Regions from separate parts of the Homo sapiens genome. Here region 1 is linked to region 2. The links are chromatin loops, found by intact Hi-C in ENCODE. Cell type or tissue: PC-3. All regions are shown on one strand. Each heading gives the region's core, and the rest is flanking DNA. Links, peaks and the distances in the headings are about the cores only. Region 1 overlaps PLCL2 (phospholipase C like 2). Region 2 overlaps PLCL2 (phospholipase C like 2).

Region 1 (7,456 bases), core at 454-5,453, 97 kb before region 2:
GAAAATGTCTTCTAGTATGTGACTTGCTTTTTCACTGTCTTAAAGGGTATATTTTAATGAAAATTCTTAATTTTAGAGAAGTTCAGTGTATCAGTATTTTTCTTTATGGTTATTATTTTTGAGTCCTGTTTCAGAAATGTTTACTTAGCCTAATTCTATGAAGATAGTCATTTATTTAACCACTGGAGTCTTATTGTTCTATTTTTCATGTTTAGATCTGGATTTCATTTTGTGTGTGTGGTGTGAGGTAGGGTTAAAGATTTTCTTTCCATATAAATATCCAATTAATTCAGCACCATTTATTTGAAAATAGAATCTCTTTCCCACTGCACTGCATTGGTCTTCGATCCTAGATCAAGTGGCCATTTATGTATGGGTCTGTTTTTGGAGTCTATTTTGTTACATACACATAAAGTCCTTATATACTTACCACACTGTCTTTCTGGCTAGGTATATACCTAACAGGAGTTACTCCATATGTATATTGAAAGACATTTCCAAGAGTCCTTAAAGCAGCATTAATTCTAACAGTCCCAAATTGAAAGCAACAACTCAAATGCCTATCTTATAAAATAGCGTATCATACAGTGGAATCCTATGAGGAAAAGGAAGAAAGAACAGAAACAGCAGATGACTGCCCTATGCACTGCTTGAGTCTCCCAAGCATAATGCTAAGGGAAATAAACCAGCCACAAAAGAATACATATTTTTGATTATAATTATATAAAGTTCAAAAGCAGCTAAACTAATTTGGAGTGGTAGAAGTTATAATAGTGGTTACACTTGGGGATAATAATTGAGGGAGGAAGCAAGGGTCCTACTGGGTGCCAGTGATGTTTGGTTTCTGCATCTGGTTGGTGATTCCAAATGTGGGTTTACTTTGTAAAAATCCATTAGGTTTTACACTTAGGATTTTTTTTCTGGAAGTCTATCATACTGCAACAAATTAAGTTTATTCAAACAATTAAATTGTGAACATTAATCAAACTCAGATACCAATTGGTTACTTCCTCCTGCACTATTTAGGGCCGTGCCTTTTACAGTTTTTTGCTGTCTGTGGATCAGCATGTGAAACATTTCTGCTGCTGTGGACACTTGTACGTGGTGAGACCTGCTAAAGCCCTGCACTAGTTGATGGCCTGGAGAGGGGGTGGGTGGAGAGAGGGGCAGCTTGCTGGAAGAGCCTGAGGACTGGATCTTCCTTGGAATATACTGAAAGCACAAAAGGAGCTGGGCCTGGGTGGAAAGTTGACACATTAGTGAAGAGTGTGTTGGTCACTGCAGTCATCTTACACTGCAGTCGTGATTGCTTGGAGTTTTTATGATTTGTTTAGTGTAGTTTTGAGCTTCAGGTGCACTCGAAAGTTTTAATATTTGAAAATGTGCTGCTCATAATAAAACTTTGAGAACCACTCGTTTGTGGAGCACCTGCTCTTCACATAACAGTTTTCTAGATAGAGCTTTTTGGTCTCAAAAGCAGTTAACAGAGCAAAACCAGTTATCCAGATATACGGACAAAATGGAGAGTTGTTTGATCACTGCTAAGTAATAGCATACCTAGGATCTCAGGTGGTCGGTCAACAGAGAGTTTTAGCTCTACTGAACACTTATTCTGCCTAATCTAAATATTCTTTTGGGTAGGAAAGGACGAAGGGGAAATAATCTTCAGATGGGTCATTTTAAGACACATTGGAATTACCTGGATTCTAAAACATACTAATGTGAAGACCCCACCTGGCTGCAATTGAATCAGAACCTCTGGGGGTTTCCTAAAGTGCCCTGGGAGATTTTAAAGTATAGCCAGGGTTAACAACAGCTGTGAAACCTTTCTTATATGTTGGGTTCTCGACTTCCCTGTGTAGCTCTGTTAGATATGAGAGAACAAACAGCTCCCGGAATCCTGCAGATGATAGTTGGTGAGCATGTGGCTGGTGGGGTGTAGGGGGCAGGATTAAACCTTAACTTGCCGCGGTGGAGTTTTTCTTTAAGGGAGTCGAGCTGCCCTTTTTTGGAGGGGATATAAAATGTCAATGAAGGGGAATAATTCCTTAGTAAAATTTGGAGAAATAGATTTTATATGTGAAAATGACAGTCTGCCCTATGTGTCTTTTTTTGATCTAGGTAAAGGTAAAAATTATGTCAATTAAAAAAAAAAAAGGCCCTGGGTTGGTTATTTGGAGCCTTAATCCCCCTTGATTAATCATTACTGTGCAGCTCCTAGTCCCTGTAGTTCCTGGCGAGTCCCTGGGCTCTTGTCCATCCCTCACAAGAGAAACTATATAGGTGTACCCATGGCATTCTGCAGCATGAAGGAGGAGCCTCCCTAGGAAAAATTGTCTTTAGAAAGAATTAGTTTGGCAGAGGCACTAGCACTATTTCTAGAGAGAGGTGATTGGATGTTTCACTTTGCTAAATGAGTGTAGTAAAAACGCTGTTTACTCACAGAAGATTATAAATCGGCACTTGCCAGACAGGTGTCTGTTTGTAAGGGTGATTTATGCGGGGAGGATGTGAACCATCTGGTGATGCTCCAGTGCTCCGCCCGAGGGTGGGCTGACATCTGGGTTGGCACGTCATGACCTTTGCGTGAATGTGTACTTTCTGAATGCTAGAGCATTTTCCTCTTGCCATGCTGACCTTCGCGGTAAAGAGGAATGAACATTGAACTCCTGAGGCATCTATAAAACATATTTTATTGGCTGCAAAGCAGTAACATGAAGATTTCAGTCGTTACTTGTTTGTAACCTTAGTTATGCAGTGTGTACTCATTTTCTCCTCAACTGGACTGCACAAATTATTAGAGGTTGTCATTCCCATTTATTTTTTTAGGTCATTTTTTTTTTCTCTTCCACATTGACAAGGATGAGTCTTCTAGCCAAGAAGCTTGTGCCCCTCACTTGTCTTGAGTAGGCACCAAGGAAGAGTAGTGACCTGAGGGGAAGGCCAAGTCCTTGGAGACCCCTGTTTAGAGGCCGGAGAGGCACCAACAGTTTGGCAGCAGCAAAGTTTTCTCAAGCTGTCCCTATCTTGATTGTGACACAATTGTTAACACATATACCTTTGACAGGCAGTTTTATTTACGTATTCTAAATGGGAGGTGTAGTAGAAATGAACTTTAATATTCTTTGGGGAGAGAAAATCTACAGCCTTTTTTTTTTGGAACATTCAGTACTCAGTAATATTTACCAAGTGAAGAATAAGAGAGGTTTCCTTTCCTACAGCATAATTAGCCAGATCTTACCCATCTTCATTGTTAGGAAAAAAAGTATTGTTGAAAAAGATTTTAAAATAGTTAAATAGCCCTTTTGTCCTAAGGAATAGCTGCCGGGTATGAATGCTACCCGGAGGGGTCTGGAAGCAAGAGAGTGAAATAGTGCGAGAGAAACAGGCACATAGCCACATAGCAAGCGTTCTACTGGGCTCCTTACTGGGAAGTTGGTGAGATGTGTGGCCTCTGTGGCAGTGGCCCTGACCTGTCCTCATCATTACTGGTTGCCAGACAGTAAAGTAAGACAAGGTGGAGGATGGCTTAGAAGATACCACCAAAATAACAGGGCTTGATAAAGCTGTCCCCAGATACAGTTTGGCAACTCTCAGGGCCGTCATTCCTGGGAACAACAGGGACCACGGGATCTATTAGTTATGTTCCAAAATGGCACTTAAAACCTTTCCACACCAGGTCACACATGGAAAATGATATAATTGTCTAGATAACATGAGGAGATTGCTTGGGGCCAGAGGCCCCAGCCAGCTGTGGCAGGGGTTGGAGGGTGGAGGGGGAGGGGGTTGCGGGGACCCACGCCTTGGCAGGCCATTTGGCAGTAATACTTGGCAGTAACCATTAGTGCTGTGCTGGGGCGTGTTTGTCAGGAGGTTGTGCTTCAAAAGGTGGTAGAGAGAAGAATGGAGGAACAAGGAAAGGTACAGTAAGCTGCAGAGTGCTGTGTATCTGTCACTATCGAGGGGATGCCCTTTGCACCATGATTCTCACTTTAGTGGTGAGTTGAATCTTGGCCTCAAGGCATGTCATGGAGCTGTGGCCACTGTGGAAACAACACCAGCAGACAGCTTAGCCTGTATATGGATGGAGCGTCTCAGCAGGGAGAGGAACAGTTGAGCATCTACCTTCACAAGAGGGCTGCTTTTCTACATAGAGAGGACTGTTAGTCCAGCCTTAGGCTTTTCTGCTGTATCTAAACAGAGCAGCCCATTGGGGTCATGTTTGAAAACAGCAACAACAGAGTATCAAGTAGGTACAGAGGCTGAATTCCCTGAATTTCTGTGCAGAAGTTCACACCAGAGACCTGGACACTAGTTGGGGAGCTGGCCTGTGGAGACCAAGAGCTGCAACTTGAGAGTCATGAGTTCTGATTCGGGTCTGCACCTCTGCTTGGTTGAAGTGTTAAATGTGTCCAGAAGACTGTGTTTTCTCCTCTTTTTTCTGTAAAAAGTGCGTGAAATCTTGTCTGCTTGATTTCTTGTATGTCTTTTCGGGACCAGGGCAAGTACTTTTCGCATGACTGACATGGTAAGTAAAACCTGTATGGATCTTGGGAAGAGCTCTTGGTCTGAATGATTCAGTTTTTGCTATTTTGCTGTTGATTTGATTATTTATGTGAGAAAGATCTGTGCTGTTCCTGAAAATTTGCTAATAAATCCATTAAAATATCCCCCCCGCCGCCCCCCGTCAAAACACCCTAACAAGAAACTATCCTATTTTAGAGGGCACGTTTACTTTTTCCCATCTCTTATTTGAAATGTTCTTTTCAACATTCCCTGCTTTGCTTTTTTGAATATCATGTTTTAGTTTTTTATTTTTATTTTGGTTCACTGTGGCTTTGGTTTAATTACCCTTTTAAATGGAAACATGTAACTGCAGGCCCAGTCCATCATTTGTATTAGTTTTCAGCACTCTGAACTTGGGTGGGTTGGGCACGATTGTTTTAGTTGCTACCTGGATAAGACTGTTGAGATCTTAATCTCAGAGTCTTGAAGAATTCTGTTACTGAGGTAGCAGTGACTGTTTACTAAAGAAAATAACCTTCATTTTTTCTTCTTGACAGAGGTAAAAATTCAGAGAAGAATTTAAGAAGTCAGGGCAATAAGATTAATTTAAACAGTTATTTCTGTGTGTTTAGTATTGTCACTAGACTTAAAAAGACAATAAAAATTTTAACTGATAAAATTACAAATCATCCTTGTTTTCCTCATAGAGCATATCAAATTCAGAAGAAAGAAGCTATAAACTTTATATCTAGCATGCATTTTGACTTTTAAGAAAATCAGTTAAACTCTGTATCTCACCGTATTCTCTCTACAGTATATTGAAATAAAGCTATATGTTGATTTGCTCATTTCATTAGGATTATTATCCTGATGTTTTAAAAGGTTTTTAAAGCTCCTGAAGCAAGATGTTATAAAAATGCAAAAAACTTCATAACCAAAAAAGTCTGGGAAAGTTAGTTTGTATGCTAATAACACCTCATATTTGCATAGCTCTTTCATCCCTGCAAGACCACCTTTAACATCAGCTTAGTGGGCTCTCACAATGCTCCCGTTCGGTGGACATCATCAGTGGCCTCCATTTTGCAGGTGAAAAAGTTGAGGCCCATGTAAAATACACGTGGTCACACTAGACTTTGGCAAGGTTGGGCTTTGGACTCAGATCTGCTGGTTACTCTCCATGCCACTTGGGTACCTTCTCACATTTTATACGTGTAAATTGGGAAGGTAGCAATTCATTTCTCTCTCACTTCAAAAATGGAAACTCAGTATCATCAAAAGATAATCTTGGAGTGGCACTGTTTGAGGTGGTGAATTGTTTGCTAGTTGAGAAACCAAAGAGTTGTTTTTCTTCTGTGAAAGGAACTGAAGTTTAACGCCTTGATTGTGTGTTGCTGGCCCACTGTTACTTAGAAAAATTAACTGCTCCACTGCTTATTTTGATAAGGCAGAGCAGCTGTTTGTCCTTGAAGTTTCAAAAAATTATATTTATGCACTAAATTTATTTGGCAAGTCAGACCTGTTTGTTCCAATAAAGCAACAGTATCTCCCCTGGCCATTCTGGAAGCCACCTGTTGCTTTCAAGAGTTACATGGAAGGGGCTGCTCCTGAGATATTAAAGACTCTTCAGAATGTGGGGGCCACATACTGGAGCCATGTGACCCAGTGGGGAGCTGGTGCTGATGAGGTCAAGGTCTCAGGCTGTCCTCCTTTGTGTAGGGAGCTTTGCAGAGAGCAGGACTCCACTCCATAGTCCAAGTCTGCATCCTCGACTTGGGCAGTGCCCACACAAATGGGCAACTGTTGGCAAGGGCATCTATGTATGTCCATCCTGTCACCACCCCCTCACCGTCCTTAGCATATAGTCTTACCACTTGTGTCTTAGAGAAACCCTTTAGCCTTTGTCTTGAGACCTGTACACTGGTCCTCCTCTGTTAATTAACAGGCAGGGAGCTGCCTCTCCTCCAGTTGTCCCTGTACTCTGGATCGCATCCTCTCCCTCCTGTGTCTTTAACTTCTCTGTCTGTGCCGTGTTTCCCCCATCAGCCTGTAAGCATTCTCACGTTCTAAAAAACAAGAAAGGTAGCAGTAGCCTCTCTCTAGCCTTCTCAGCTCTCTCTTCAGCTACCTCCTAAACTCTCTTCTCCCTGTTTTCAGCTGTATCTAAAGAGTGTCTGTGATCTCTTTCTGCATTTGCTTTCCTTCCATTCACCCCTCCACCCTGCCCCGCTTGTGAAGATCATCAGGGCTGTCTGTGCCACACAGTGAATAGGTCTCCTTCTCTCATTCCATGCCTCATTCTGGACAACTTGTTCCATAGCCATAGCTGCAGTTACCCATGGATTCACTGGTGACTCTCACATTGATGTTTCCAGCTCAGATTTGCCCTCTGAGCCCAGACACTGCTGTCTGCTCTGCATCCCCTCTAGCATGCCCCCAGCCATCTCACTACAATGTATTCACATCCAACCTTCCCTGTCTTATCCTGCCCCCTCCTCCTATCTGGTCCTTTTCTGAAGTTATTTAGTTTGGCAGATGACACCACTATCCATTCTCCTTTATGGCCATTGAATCGGACTGGATGAAAGAGAGAGTATTTTTTTTAAGGAGTTGGCAAGGTTAAGAAATTACAGCAAGGTCTTCTTTCATAAGAGAGTGCATTTACCTTTTTGAAGAGAAATGATCAGTTCTGATAGGGGCTGCTATTAAAATTAAACAATTGCGTGATTTCCATGCATTTACCTTTTTCTAAGAGAAATGATCAGTTCTGATACATGCTGCTATTAAAATTAAACAAGTGCATGATTTCTATAGCAAGAACATGGGCTGAACTGAATTAAAGTGATTTAACTCTTAAGTGTAACTTTCTCTCTAAAATGCTTTGGGGCCAGGCACGGTGGCTCATGCCTGTAATCCCAGCACTTTAGGATGCCAAGGCAGGTAGATCACTGAA
Region 2 (13,267 bases), core at 3,152-8,151:
GCAATTATGTTCATTTGTAATTTTTAAAGGTGTAAGACCTACAAAATGTTATTCTTCCAAAAAAATTTATATTGGCCTCATTTACATATATGAATGATAGTCCCTCTTTCCAGATACTCATTTCTGAGTTCAATGAATATTTGGTGAGTGCTTTCTTTGGGCAAAGCACCACATTAGAAAAGTCAGGGTGAATTTGGAATTAAAATATGACAAGTCCTTGCCCTTAAAAAGCTTATCATCTAGACCTGCACTGTCAGATACACTAGCTGCTAGCCCCGCTTTGATTATTGAGCACTAAAAAATGTGCGCAGTCCAAATTGAGATGTGCTGTAAATGTAAAATATGGTGGATTTCAAAGACTTGAAAAGAATCCAGGTATCTCCATAACTTTTATATTGACTACATGTGGAAATGATAGTATTTTGGATATTTTGAGTTAAATAAAATTATTGAAGTTTATTTTACCTGTTTCTTTTTAGATTTGTTAATGTGACTAGTAGAAAATTTTCAATTACATATGTGGCGCTCATACATTTTTGGACACCATTGATGTAGACATTGTCTCTGCTTCCTCCCAATACTGTCACTAAGGGAAAGTATTCATCTACCCAAAGATAATTAAGTGTCCACCCCATAAATACAAATGTTTATAACCACAAACAATAGCAATAGAAGCATAATGATTTCTTGTTAGCCCTTTAATTGGCCCATTATTATGTAAATATGTAGCTAGATAGCGTAGTTTTTTTTTCACTGTATGATAAAAAATAGTAGTAATGCTGAAACCAAGGTTTGTAGGTGCTCAGACAGGATAGGAATAATAAGAAAGGAAAGAGGGGAAAGGATGGCCATTCTCATCTAATAATGATTGCCTGAAGCATGTAAAGATGTCAAGGAAGCGTATCTGAGATTGTCACTCAACTGGGAATGATATAGGCAGAGGAGATAGCTCTGATCAAATCCTCACAAAATGCATTATATAGGAGAGAATGATGAGGATGACGATGACGATGATGGTGATGATGATAGCAGTAGTAATGTCAACCACATTAATTATACTTGACATTTATTGGGAGCATCAGAATCTTTAGTGGGCATTTCTACCTTATCTTGTTTAATAACAACAACCCTAGGATACAGTACTATTATTGTAGTCCCTGTTTTAGGGTTAGCTACACAGGAAGGGCTGGTGCAGAAGACAGACCAGAGCCTGACACCCAGTCTTTTTCACTTAGGTACTCTATAAAGGGCTGCCTGAGTTCATGCATTTTAACTCCCTTCTGCATTGGTGGTCAGAGGCCCTGCGGAAGCATTAGAGGCATCAGCCAACCAACTTTCCTTTTATGAGAGACCAAAGTGTTTGTAAGCTTGCAATGAGCTCTTAAAAGGCAGCTTTGTGTAGTTTTTACTATTTAGGTCCAAGAGATTAACTTGGAAGTTAATTTCAGTGAACTCCTTTTTGCCTTTCCAGTAATTCCAGTAAGTAAGACTCGAGGACTTGTAATGTAAAAATCTTAGTTAGGTCAGCCTCTACAGCGCTTTCATATTTATTATCTCCTTTGTGCCTTATCAAACCCTTTAAAGTAATTAAGAACAAGTAGTTATTTTCTTCATTTTATAAAATAGCAGCTGAGGTTTGGAGAGGTTTATTGACTTCCCAAGGCTGCACAGTTTGAGCATTGAGTCACTCGGGGTCCAACTGGAAAAAGAACATTTAAAATAGAGATAATTTAATATAAGGAATTATTACAGGTAGTGGAAGAACCAGGAGGCCAAATGAGATTGAGATTGGTGATGCCACCCAAAGGTTGTCAACAGCAGATAACTATCCCCACCCACAGGATAGAGAGACAGGGAGCAGGTGATGGGGCTTTGGGAACTCAGAGGGGATGCAGCGTTTGCTGGAGACACTCACCTTGCCCTGCAGAGAGAGGAGGAGGGAACCACCCATTCCCCGGCTTTGCCCTTCTTCTTACCCAGCCTTCAGTCTGCTGTCAGAGCCTCATGTGCATAACCCAGTGGGCATCCAGCTGAGTTGGGATCTGAAGAAGTCTTCCATGAGGGCTAGCCCTGTGGCTACCGAACAGAGCAGGGGAGGAGGAGGAGGAACTGACCTGCCTGGGTACTATTTAACCTCTGAAATGGGATGATAGGTCCTGCTTCACAGAGTTGAGGATTCATAATAGTAGCTCAGTAAAGGTTAGCTCACCTCCTTTCCATGGGCACAACTGCATTTAACGGCAGACAGTAGTTACCATGTGGCTTGAAAAGCTGAGGTATGTGGTGGTGAGAATTATTAGGATTCTGATCACCTCTCTGAGTGCTGTGAGCTACTGTGGATTTTTCTGGATCATGGGTTTTATTCTCCATACTTTATTCTCTTCATTCTTTTTGAAATGTTCTTTTTAATTCTTAAAGAAAAATTAATTGATAAAGAAAATCCATTATATCTTCTAACTCAAGGAACCTTCCAGTTTTGTCTGGAAGTATGGGGTAGTGGGTCACAAGATGAGACTGCCCCTGGAGAATGGATACAGGCCATGGAGAGGGTTGGTTTTCCCGTATTCCTGGTTGTATCTTATTTTTTATAGCCTGTGTTTTCAAGTTTTAGTCTTATTAAATTAATGCTTTCAAAGTAATGCTTTCAAAAGTACAACTAAATTACTTAAAAAATAAATTTATAATTGGAATAAAACATGGTTTAGCTAAAACTCCAGTTCTTTCCAGAGGACAAAATGTGATTTCTGTGTTGCCATTATAATTTTCAGTAAACCCAAGTGAATTTTACCATCATATTTAGATTGAGGGAGGAGGGGAGATGATTCAAATTACATTAAAAGATAATCTAATTTTTAGGTGCATTTCTTAAGTGCCATGAGCCACAGACTCAACTCAGCAGCCCTGCAAAGAATTTCTGAACTTGAAGAGTTGAATTTTCAGATGATGGAGGGATATTAGAGAGTCCAAGATTGTCAGTGGTGACATGTGATAGTAGTGATGTCATATGTGTGTAATATATTAGTGTTTTGACTTAAAATGAGAGATACAATACACATGCATATGAACAGGGCAGAGGGATTGGGTGGTGATCGGGGTGGAGTGGTGATGGCCCTGATTCAATCATCAGAAAAACTGACCAGTGATCTCTTAAGAAGGTCACCTGGAACAGCCCAGCCATCAGTGCCTTCACCCTTCCTGGCACCTCACCTCCTTTCTTCAGCTCTGAGAACTCACATTTAACTTCTAACATCCGCCTTCTACCACTGTGTTCCCTTTGTGAAGGGAACCACTAACTGCCCTCCACAGTGCTCACCACACCTCCGTTATCACATCCAGCAAATAACCCCCATTTGCATCTCTTCCCCATTTGTGGGCTATACAGGCATTGTGGTGAGATAGGTGAGAAGGCCAGAGTGTGGGAGAGGCAAGAGCTGAGATTGGAGAATCTGAATTACAGCATCCAAAGGTGTGTGGTGAGCACAGGCCAGTGCCTGCAGGGCTCCCCTTCCTGGTAGCCAAGCAAGAGCAGGATCCTGCATAGCGAAGCAGGTGGCCACATTGTCCTCCCCACAAGATCCATGCCCATCAGAAGGAAATTCCAGCCAAGGGCTGGGCAAGGACTCAGTTCTAGCCAGGCAGGCTAAGGATTGGATTAAGGATCCATGCCCATGAAGGGGCAGAGGGTAGGGAGAACTGTAGCCAGCCTCAGGAAATAAACAAAAAGCAGTCATAAGGATTCAGCCACCATGCCCAAAGATACACATGGCTGTTCATCTCCTGGGTTCAAGGCAGCAAGACTAAGCCAGACTTCACAAGCAGGTAGAAGTGGGTTCCTGGCCTGGGTAGCATGGACTCCCAGACTGGACAAGGTGAAGCCTACAGGTTGAAAGGTGAGGAGACCTTTGGTGAAGCCTACGAGTTGAAAGTGTCCAGACAGACTAGAACTGGCAACCTGCCTGACTGCCAGTCAGGATGAGAATACCCCTGTAGCTGAGATTATACTTTGATTGTACCTGCATTTCCAGTGCCTGGGACTTAGAACTTAACACATTATTAATAAGGTCACTTTCAGGTAGGATGATCATATGTTTCAGTTTGCCCAGGGCAGTCCCTGTTGATGTGGCATGTTTATTGATACCCACATTCACTCTTTTTAACTGTCCCACTTTAGATGTCATTCTACCTTGGGTAATATAGTTCACCAGTTGCTGGTGGTTCCAGCCATTCCTGTGGTTTGCAGGTGCTGGGGACCTCATGTGTTCCCTCCTGTCAGAACCTTCTGTTGGGACACCATTTCATTCCCAGTGCTCTCTCTCCAAAGGTCTCCTCTCTAAGTAGCTTGAACTTTAGTGAGTCAGTATAGAGTTGCGTAATGGACTGAAGGGTCAGCTTCAAAACTCTGGAATTAAAGCCTTGTTAGAATTGGTAATTGGTATGGCAGCCTGACTCTTGGAATAAGGATAGCATCCTGCTTTTTAATAAGGGGATTTGGTAATTAGCTTGCAGGTAGAATTTGTCCATGTTTTTATTTCTGGATAACTTTAATGAAATAAAATACAGTATAATTAGATGTGGCATTTTAAGCTTGCATTATAATACTTTTATGTAAAATCTAAGCATGACTTATAAATGCCTATATTTTATTCTCACATCAGCATCCATATTAATGCAAGGCCCTTCCAGTTCCAACTCTCAAAACTACTACGCAGTGTGTACTTTGTAGGATTGCCTGAGCTTCTTGGTTTTATAGTCTATATAAAATGGTATAGAGACCCTCTTAATCATATGTTCTGTGGCATATTATTTAAAACATGAGCTAGGTTCAGGAAGCTGTATTTAGAATGAATTTGGTGCCTGTGTGAAATTAATTGTACATTTACCCCTGGTAATTTTCTCTCAGTAGATGGGACTTAACAGCAGTGAGGCCTGGTAATGGTGACACAAGATTCATTGAAGCAGTTAAATTGCTTTAGTCACTGGCAGCATATGCCACTTAAAATACATTAATGATGAGATTTTGCTGGTTTTTAAAACTGCTTTTTATTTTAGTTTGATAAGCTAATTAATTTGGAAGGGACTTATGGTTTTAGAAAGGTATACAGTGATTCAGGAAAATGGCAGAACTGGACCTTCTGCAGTCCAAATTCACATTACTCTATTTTGCAAATGCTTTAGATTAATCACTTGAGTCTTCTGGATTCGGGCCATGCAGATATTGACGTTTTTATTGATTTCTTAACCCAAGCATGGCTTTTAATTAAAAAAAAATGGAGCTTACTATGGGTATGACATAAAGTGGATGTATATTGTTGCTCTCTGCCAAGTAGATACAAAGACTGTGAGCATGTCTGTGCCACTTCAGCAGATGTTTGTGTTAGGAAATCTTTCATTTGCATATAACACCTCTAAGTAGAAAAGCAGTGGATTTGAGATTTGCTGGAATTTTTAAATTACTCATTAATTTTGCAAAGTGGATTTACAGCAATGCATATTATAACATTTTGAGATAATTGTAATTATTTTAAAACTGTTTTTAAAATATATAGATTTCTACTTGGTGTTTGAAATGGTGATCCTACAAGTGGTGCTCTTTGAGTTCATTCATTCATTCATTCGGGGGCTCAAGAGACTTGATATTTAGCTTCTGACATCCCCCTTCTACCACCGTGTTCCCTTTGTGAAAGGAACCACTACCTGCTCTCCACAGTGCTCACCACAGCTCCGTTATTACATCCAGCAAATAATCCCCATTTGCATCTCTTCCCCATTTGTGGGCTATACAGGCATCGTGATGAGATAGGTGAGAAGGCCAGAGTATGGAAGAGGCAAGAGCTGAGATTGGAGAATCTGAATTAGAGTGTCCAAAGGTGTGTGGTGAGCACAGGCCAGTGCCTGCAGGGCTCCCCTTCTTGGAAGCCAAGCAACAGCAGGATCCTGCACAGCTAAGCAGGTGGTCACATTGTCCTCCCCACAAGATCCATGCCCATCAGAAGGAAATTCCAGCCAAGGGCTGGGCAAGGACTTAGTTCTTGGGAACTTGATCCCCTGCATGAATTTTTCCAGCCAGAGGCTATTTAAACATCATATGTCCTTTAGTGTAGTTTATTTAGGGTGTTAAGGCAGAAACAAAATAAATGCCTACATGTATAAGCTGGTGATTCTTAGTGTGGTAAAACAAAAGAGACTTCTTCCGTTTGTTGACCTTTTAAAACAGGTGGTGAGTTGTATTTGCACACAAAGGGGAAATGCAGATGATTATCAGTTTTGTACAAATTTGTATTTGTTCTGTCTGCAGCCCAGGAACGTGCACTCTCAGGCCGCAGGGCCTTCTCTAAGGAGGTGCTGGCTCCCCTCACAACAGAGGCAGGCTAGCTTTTTTCTGATCCTTCCCCCAGGCTTGTGAGCTTCTTCCAACATTGCAGTCTCTTTACTACCCCAAATCCATGTAATTGTTGTTCACTCTGATTGGCTTTCTCTTCTCCACATAATATATTAAAATCTAATATTTGAAGTTTTGTATTTTAAACCATTTTGATTTTAGCACTTTAGCTGTAGACTTTGGATTACATTACTAAAATTGGGCTTATTTTTTTTCCATTGACAAGTATAATCTGCTCTTTTTTGTGATGTATTAGACAACTCTATGTGTAATGTGGCCGTAGGCTCCGTGGAGGATTCAATAAGCCAAAAATAAATTTTTTCAGCCTGAATTCTGCTTCTTAAAAGTGTATACTCTGGTTGGGAAGGTTTACAGATTTTACAAACATGTGTTGTCTCTATGGTACTGACTTTAAGCACAAAAGGATTTAAGAGAAGAGAGGTTAGCCACACTCAAGTAAAGTAAACCCTTTCACCGAAGGCCTAGGGTTTCAGCCAGACCTCTAGGATGGGGCCACATTTGGAGATGAAAGGTTAGGACAGAGAATAATATGGGCAGGGAAATCAGCACTGGCCCCAGAAGTGGCTGAGGAACATAGATATCCTACTCTGGGAAGCTGCAATCTAACCTGGAACAATTAGGTGAGCACACCTACTGAGTTGTTTTGAGGAATAGAAAGAAGCAAAACACTGAGTCCCAGGCTTAGCACATGGAGAGCACTCAAGAACTGGCAGAAGTAGCCATTGTTGCAGGAATGGTTATAGTGAGAGGAGTGGGCTGCGACTCAGGGCATCAGGAGACTTAGGCCTTCCCGTAGGCGAGACTGACACCACATCCTGCCCTGGACTCAGGGCCTTCCTACCCAGGAAGGAAGAGAGTAGACCACCCTCTTCCCTTCCAGCCTCCAGCTGGACACCTGTAGGCAAGTTACCTTATCTCTCTGGAACTGAAGATCTTGATAATACTCGTGTTATAGGATTGTTGAATACATAGTAACTGTGTAATTAATAAATTTGAGCTATATATGATTCCAAATTCCTAGGCCAGAAGATTCAGACAGTGGGACCATAAGGGAAATGGGCCAGTGACATAAGGAAGCTGGTCAGGAAGCCAGGGTGAATTTGGTTTTACAGGAATTTGAGGAAAGAGCTGAAAAAGAGATATGGTAGAGACCCAATTTATAAGTCAGAACACAGAGGATGCTGTTATCAAAAAAAAAAAAGTTTTGTTAACAGATTTATCTCCATGTGGCCGTTTGGTAGGCAGTGAACATTTTGTTACAGAAATACTCATTTGAACATTGACTGGTATTGCTATAGAATTGTAATTATTTGATTTTTAAATAAATATTATAGATAAAACAGCCAAAGTTGAAAAATCTTAAAATTTAATTATTTACCTATCTGTCCTTGTACTATCAACTTTGTCTTCATACTATTTTACATCCAAAAGACCTCTTGTACTGAGATGTTTCGAAAAATTCTTTTGAAGATGCTTGATATAAAAGTTATATGATCTGTCACCCCTCAATTGAAGAAACAAAAAAATGACTTATGCTTCTTTTAAAAACACATATACCTTACATAAACAGTTATTTTGATAAGTTAAAGAATTAGCTTATTTTGTCTTTCTTTTAGTTCCAAGGCCATCATTGGCTTTATTAAGATGACCAGTTCATTGAAAAGATTTTCTATTCTGACTATCAAAATTGGTCCGGCCAGAGGCTATAGAAGATAAGGCCCATTCCCTTTAAAAGTTTACCTTCTACTTGAGGAGATAAGACTGACCCACATAAAACAATTAGATAACTGAATAAGACTGTAATTAATTATGCTAAATTACAGGGTAGACACTATAAATACCGTAAGAGTTTAGAGAAGAGAGAACACTGAGGGCTGAACTAGGGTGGCTCATGAATGGTTTGGAACTTATGAGTGTTTTGTAGAAAGCTGAGTTTCCCTTTTATGTAATTCATTATTTAGTTTCTTTTCTTATTTTTCCAATCTAATTGTCCCCCTCCACATACACATTAATTTCTTTTCTTTTTTTTTTTTTTTTGAGATGGAGTCTCACTCTGTTGTCCAGGCTGGAGTGCAGTGATGCAGTGGCGCAATCTCAGCTCACTGCAACCTCCACCTCCGGGGTTCAAGCAATTCCCCTGCCTCAGCCTCCCAAGTAGCTGGGATTACAGGCGCCTGCCACCAGACCTGGCTAATTTTTTGTATTTTTAGTAGAGATGGGGTTTCACAGTATTAGCCAGGATGGTCTTGATCTCCTGACCTCATGATCCACCTGCCTCGGCCTCCCAAAGTGCTGGGATTACAGGCATGAGCCACTGTGTCCAGCCACACACATTAATTTCATATGCAGATAAACCATTTGGTTAAAAAAGGCCCCAGGAAGAAGTTATTTTCCTACAAGACAAGATAGGAAATAATAAACAAAGTGATCACATAATAAATTGTCAGTGGGGCAATTCTCCTTAATTTTAAAATAATTATGGAATTATTAAAATTTCTGACTTGAAGAGTTACTATTCTTTGTTTGCTCTGGTGGATGTGATGTGTCCCAGGGCAATAGCTTTGCCCCTGCATGCTGATGGATCTCTAAGAAACTTTCCTTCTCACTCCTGCATCAACCCCTGGATTGCATTTTTTCCCTCAACCCCAAGCAGTGCCAGAGTTAAAGATTAAAAAATGAGGAAAATAATTTTTTTTTCAAAGTTATCCTGAAATAGTGAAGAACCAGCACAGTGTAGGGGAAAGAAAATTAATGATTGAGAAGTTACTCTTAGAATTGATCATATTTTTCGCATTATGTGATTCAACTTGCATACCTTTTAAAATTCAATGCAATTTACTAGACAGTTATTACCAATTAAAGTTATATAACTACATCTTTAAATAGCTCTGTAGTATAGGAAGTCAGCAGGCTCTGTAATGTGCTGAATATGAAACTACATATCCACAGTTGAGAAACACAGTTTTCACACCAAATTTTGCCAGCCACTTAAGTACCATTATAATAGATCATAAATTAAAATGTATTAACATCATTATTTTCACTAGAATCTAAAGGATCACTAGTGTAATTTATAGGAGCTCGGTGCTTACCGTTAAGTTTTTCACTACTGGAGAAAACTGTGAATTTTATTGCAGTTTGCACTGGACACAGATGTAGACTGTGGCTTTATATATTTACTTTCAGGAAACATTTTGGTAGTAGTGAAAATGCTTTGCCAAAAGAGTGTTGTTGTGAAAGCAGTATTGTATGTCATTATGGTCCTATGATTTCACAATTAGAGATACCCTTGTTTTAAAGGCAGATGTAACCCATTACATATTTGAATTATTTGGAACCTTTAACCTGACTTTGAAAGCTTCCTGTTACAGAAATTGGAAATTTGTTTTCTTCACATGTAGCTGTTTTGGGTGCTGTAGGTTTATCCACATTGCAAATAACAGGAGAGTGTGAAATGGAATCATCTGAATAATTCCAGTCACAAAGTGCTTTGAGTGAGGTCATTTGATCATTTTTTAGATAAAAATATTCTGGAGATTATGGGGATCATTGCTTCAAATTTGTACTCTTATGTGAATACTTATACAAGACTTAAATGATCATTTTAATTAAATTGATGGGCTTTAAAATTAACACAAGACTTTGAGAAATGGTTTTTTTTCCCTATGGGTGTGGGGATGCAGCCTTCTGAAGCTTTTTGAGAGGGCAGCTGGCTATCTTTGACAGTTTCCTAGTATATCTTGGGCATCACATACGTTTGGTTGTGCATCAGTTAAACAAGACTCAGAGAGGGTGACGTTCATTCTGTTTCTTCTGTGATAGGATTATCTTTCAACAAATCCTAAGTGTTTAGAGTATTGCAGTGACACATTTATGATGGTATTTGTCTTTGTTATTCTTCCATGAAGAAATAATTTCAGACTGAAATGTATTTATTGAACAGGATCTAATGTACAGTGTACCAAATTCCAGGCAGTGTTTAGAGCAGTTTTCAAATATGAACTCATCTTATCATTGTAACAACCCTGTGAGGTAGGTACCATAAATAACATTTGGGGAATAGGTATTATTTTGATGGCTATTTTACAGGTGAGGAAACCGAGGCACAGAGGACATGCAGTGCTAGCTCACATCTTGTGGCGCATAGTATTTCTGTGGGTGATTCCTAAACTAGAAAGTTGATAAACTATTGAATTATTTTGTTCTACTCTGGTATAAAGAAAACCATTTCACAGCTATCAATAAAAGTTTTTTGTGTGCTTGATTTTGCTGTTTTTATTAATAAAATTGTGTTACTTATATCTATAAATTATGTAGTTTTCATTTCTTCCCTGTTTCCCAGATTGTCATTTCTCTTTTGGATAGCCTTAAAATTTCCTTCACAACTCTGTAAAACATTTATTCTCTGCCTTTACTCTGGCATTTAAGGTTGACATTTTCTCTTAGGAAGTGATAATCTTCCTCTTTGTCTTCTAAAGTTTATGTTAATAAGGCCATGATTCTAAACTTCTTAGAGGAAGGGAGGTGAGTTTGCAGATCCCTTTGAGAATCTAATCACAGTCTTGTAGAGCCTCTGAAACTCCCCTGTGACCTTTCAAAGACTAACATCTAAGTTAGAGATGCCTTTGTCTTTGAAAGCACAGGTGAATTTAGGGACTACAGTCCTTTAAAAGAGAATAACTTTTCCCATAAAACTGTCCATTATATGTAGTACATTTGCAGGCTGGTGGCCAAGTAAACAACTTGTAGATATAAGTGGATCACCTGTAATCCATCTGAACTAGAATTATCTTGTATTTTTTTCAATTGATACATTATTATTATATATATTTGTGGGAGTACATGTGATATTTTGATACATGCATACAATGTAAAATGATCAAATCAGGGTAATTAGGACATCAGTCATGTCAAACATTTATAATTTCTTTGTGTTGAGAATATTCCAAATCTCCTCTTTTGAAATATACAATAAAGTATTAATGACTATAGTCAACCTACTGTGCTGTCAAACTCTAGAACTTATTTCTTCTGTCATTTTATACCCATTAACCATCTTCTCTTTATTCCCCCTCCTTCCTGCCCTTCCCAAGCCTCTGATAACCACCATTCTACTCTCTACCTCCATGAGTTTAAGTTTTTTAGCTCTCACCTATGAGTACATGTGACATTCGTCTTTCTGTGTCTGATTTATTTAATGATGTCCTCCAGTTCCATCCATGTTGCTGCAAATGACAGTATTTTGTTCTTTTTATGGGTGAATAATATTCCATTATGTATACTTACCATATTTTAAAAACCTATCCATCCATTAATGGACTCTTAGATTGAGTCCATATTTTGGCTATTGTGAATAGCACTGTGATAAACATGGATGTGCCGGTATTTCTTCAATGCACTGATTTCCTTTCTTTTGGATATATATCCAGCAGAGGGATTACTGGATTATATGGTAGTTCTATTTTTAGCTTTTTTGAGAAACTTTCATACTGTTTTCCAAAATGGCTATACTAATTTACATTTCCACTAACAGTATACCTTTCTTCACATCTACACCAGCTTTTTTTTTCTCTTTTTGATAATAGCCAATTTAACAGGGATGCGATGATATCCTCATTGTGGTTTTGATAAGCATTTCCCTGATGATTAGTGATGCTGAGCGTTTTTTCATATACTTGTTGGCCATTTGTATGTATTTTTTGAAAATGTCTATTTAGATAATTTGCCCATTTTTAATTGCTTTTTTTTGCTGCTGTTATTAATGCCTCATTGGACAGTTTGCACATATTTTCTCCCATTCTGTAGACTCTCTCTTTTCACTCTGTTGATTGTTTCTTTTGCTGTTTTTACAAATGTAATCCCATTTATTTATTTTTGTTTTTGTGACTTGTGCTTTTGAAATCTTATCCTAAAAAACATCTTGCCCAGCTGAATTGTTTCCCCAGTGTTTTCTTCTAGTAGTTTCATAGTTTCAGGTCTTACATTTAAGTCTTTAATCCATTTTGATTTGATTTTTGTATATGGTAAGAGATAGGGATCTAGTTTTATTCTTTGCATATGGATATCTGGTTTTCCTAGCACTGTTTATTGAAGAGACTGTCCTTTCCTTAATGTATGTTCTTGGTGCCTTTGTTGAAAATTAGTTGGCTGTAAATGCATTGATTTATTTCTGGGTTCTCTGTTCTGTTCCATTGGTCTATGTGTCTGTTTTGATGCCCGTACCATGCTGTTTTGGTTACTATAGCTTTGTAGTATATTTTGTAGTCAGGTAGTATGATGATGCCTCCAGCTTTGTTCTTTTTACTCAGTATTGCTTTGGCTATTTGGGGTCTTTTGGGGTTCCATATGAATGTTAGGATTTTTTTTTTTACTTCTGTGCAGAATGTCATTGATAAGTATTGCATTAAATTGATAGATCATTTTGGGTAGTATGGACATCTTAACAATATTAATTCTTGTAATGCATGAACACGGGATGGCTTTCCATTGTTTTGGTGTATCTTCTTCAGTTTCATTAGTGCTCTATCATTTTCATTGTAGAGATATTTCACTTCTTTGGTTACATTTATTCCTATTTATTTTTATAACTATCATAAATGTGATTGCTTTCTTGATTTCACTATTGGCATATAGTAATGATACTAATTTTGATTTCACTGTTGACATACAGTAATGATACTATTAGTAAAGATACTAATTTTTTATCTTGCAACTTTGCTGAATTTGTTTATCAGTTCTAAGAGTTTGTTGATGGAGTCTTTAGATTTTTTTAAATATAAGATCATGTCATCTACAAACAAGGACAGTTTGACTTATTTCTTTCCAATTTGGATCCCCTTTCTCTCTTTCTGTTGCCTAATTACTCTG

Evidence for each region. Hi-C counts contacts between places; a loop is a spot of excess contacts. Peaks named below come from ENCODE experiments on the same cell type or tissue, not always from the same donor. Only the 100,000 strongest peaks of a DNase experiment are listed, where the experiment ranks them.
Region 1: it touches region 2 in a loop (5-fold over the local background); 4 of 110 quality-filtered maps call a loop at or near these places.

The regions. Positions count from the first base shown.
Region 1 is chr3:16,895,157-16,902,612 of GRCh38, forward strand. All of the region lies in intron 1 of PLCL2 (phospholipase C like 2), which reads left to right. Among named protein-coding and RNA genes, the nearest start is that of PLCL2, 14 kb to the left of the region's middle. In PC-3, for the core only: no CTCF peak of the experiment used is centred there; a DNase peak (open chromatin) is centred at 2,575; H3K4me3 peaks cover 1,343 bases; H3K27ac peaks cover 1,663 bases.
Region 2 is chr3:16,989,112-17,002,378 of GRCh38, forward strand. The region is part of intron 1 of PLCL2 (phospholipase C like 2); the gene reads left to right. Among named protein-coding and RNA genes, the nearest start is that of PLCL2-AS1, 59 kb to the right of the region's middle. RefSeq lists an enhancer at 10,780-11,305. In PC-3, for the core only: no CTCF peak of the experiment used is centred there; a DNase peak (open chromatin) is centred at 6,130; H3K27ac peaks cover 2,464 bases.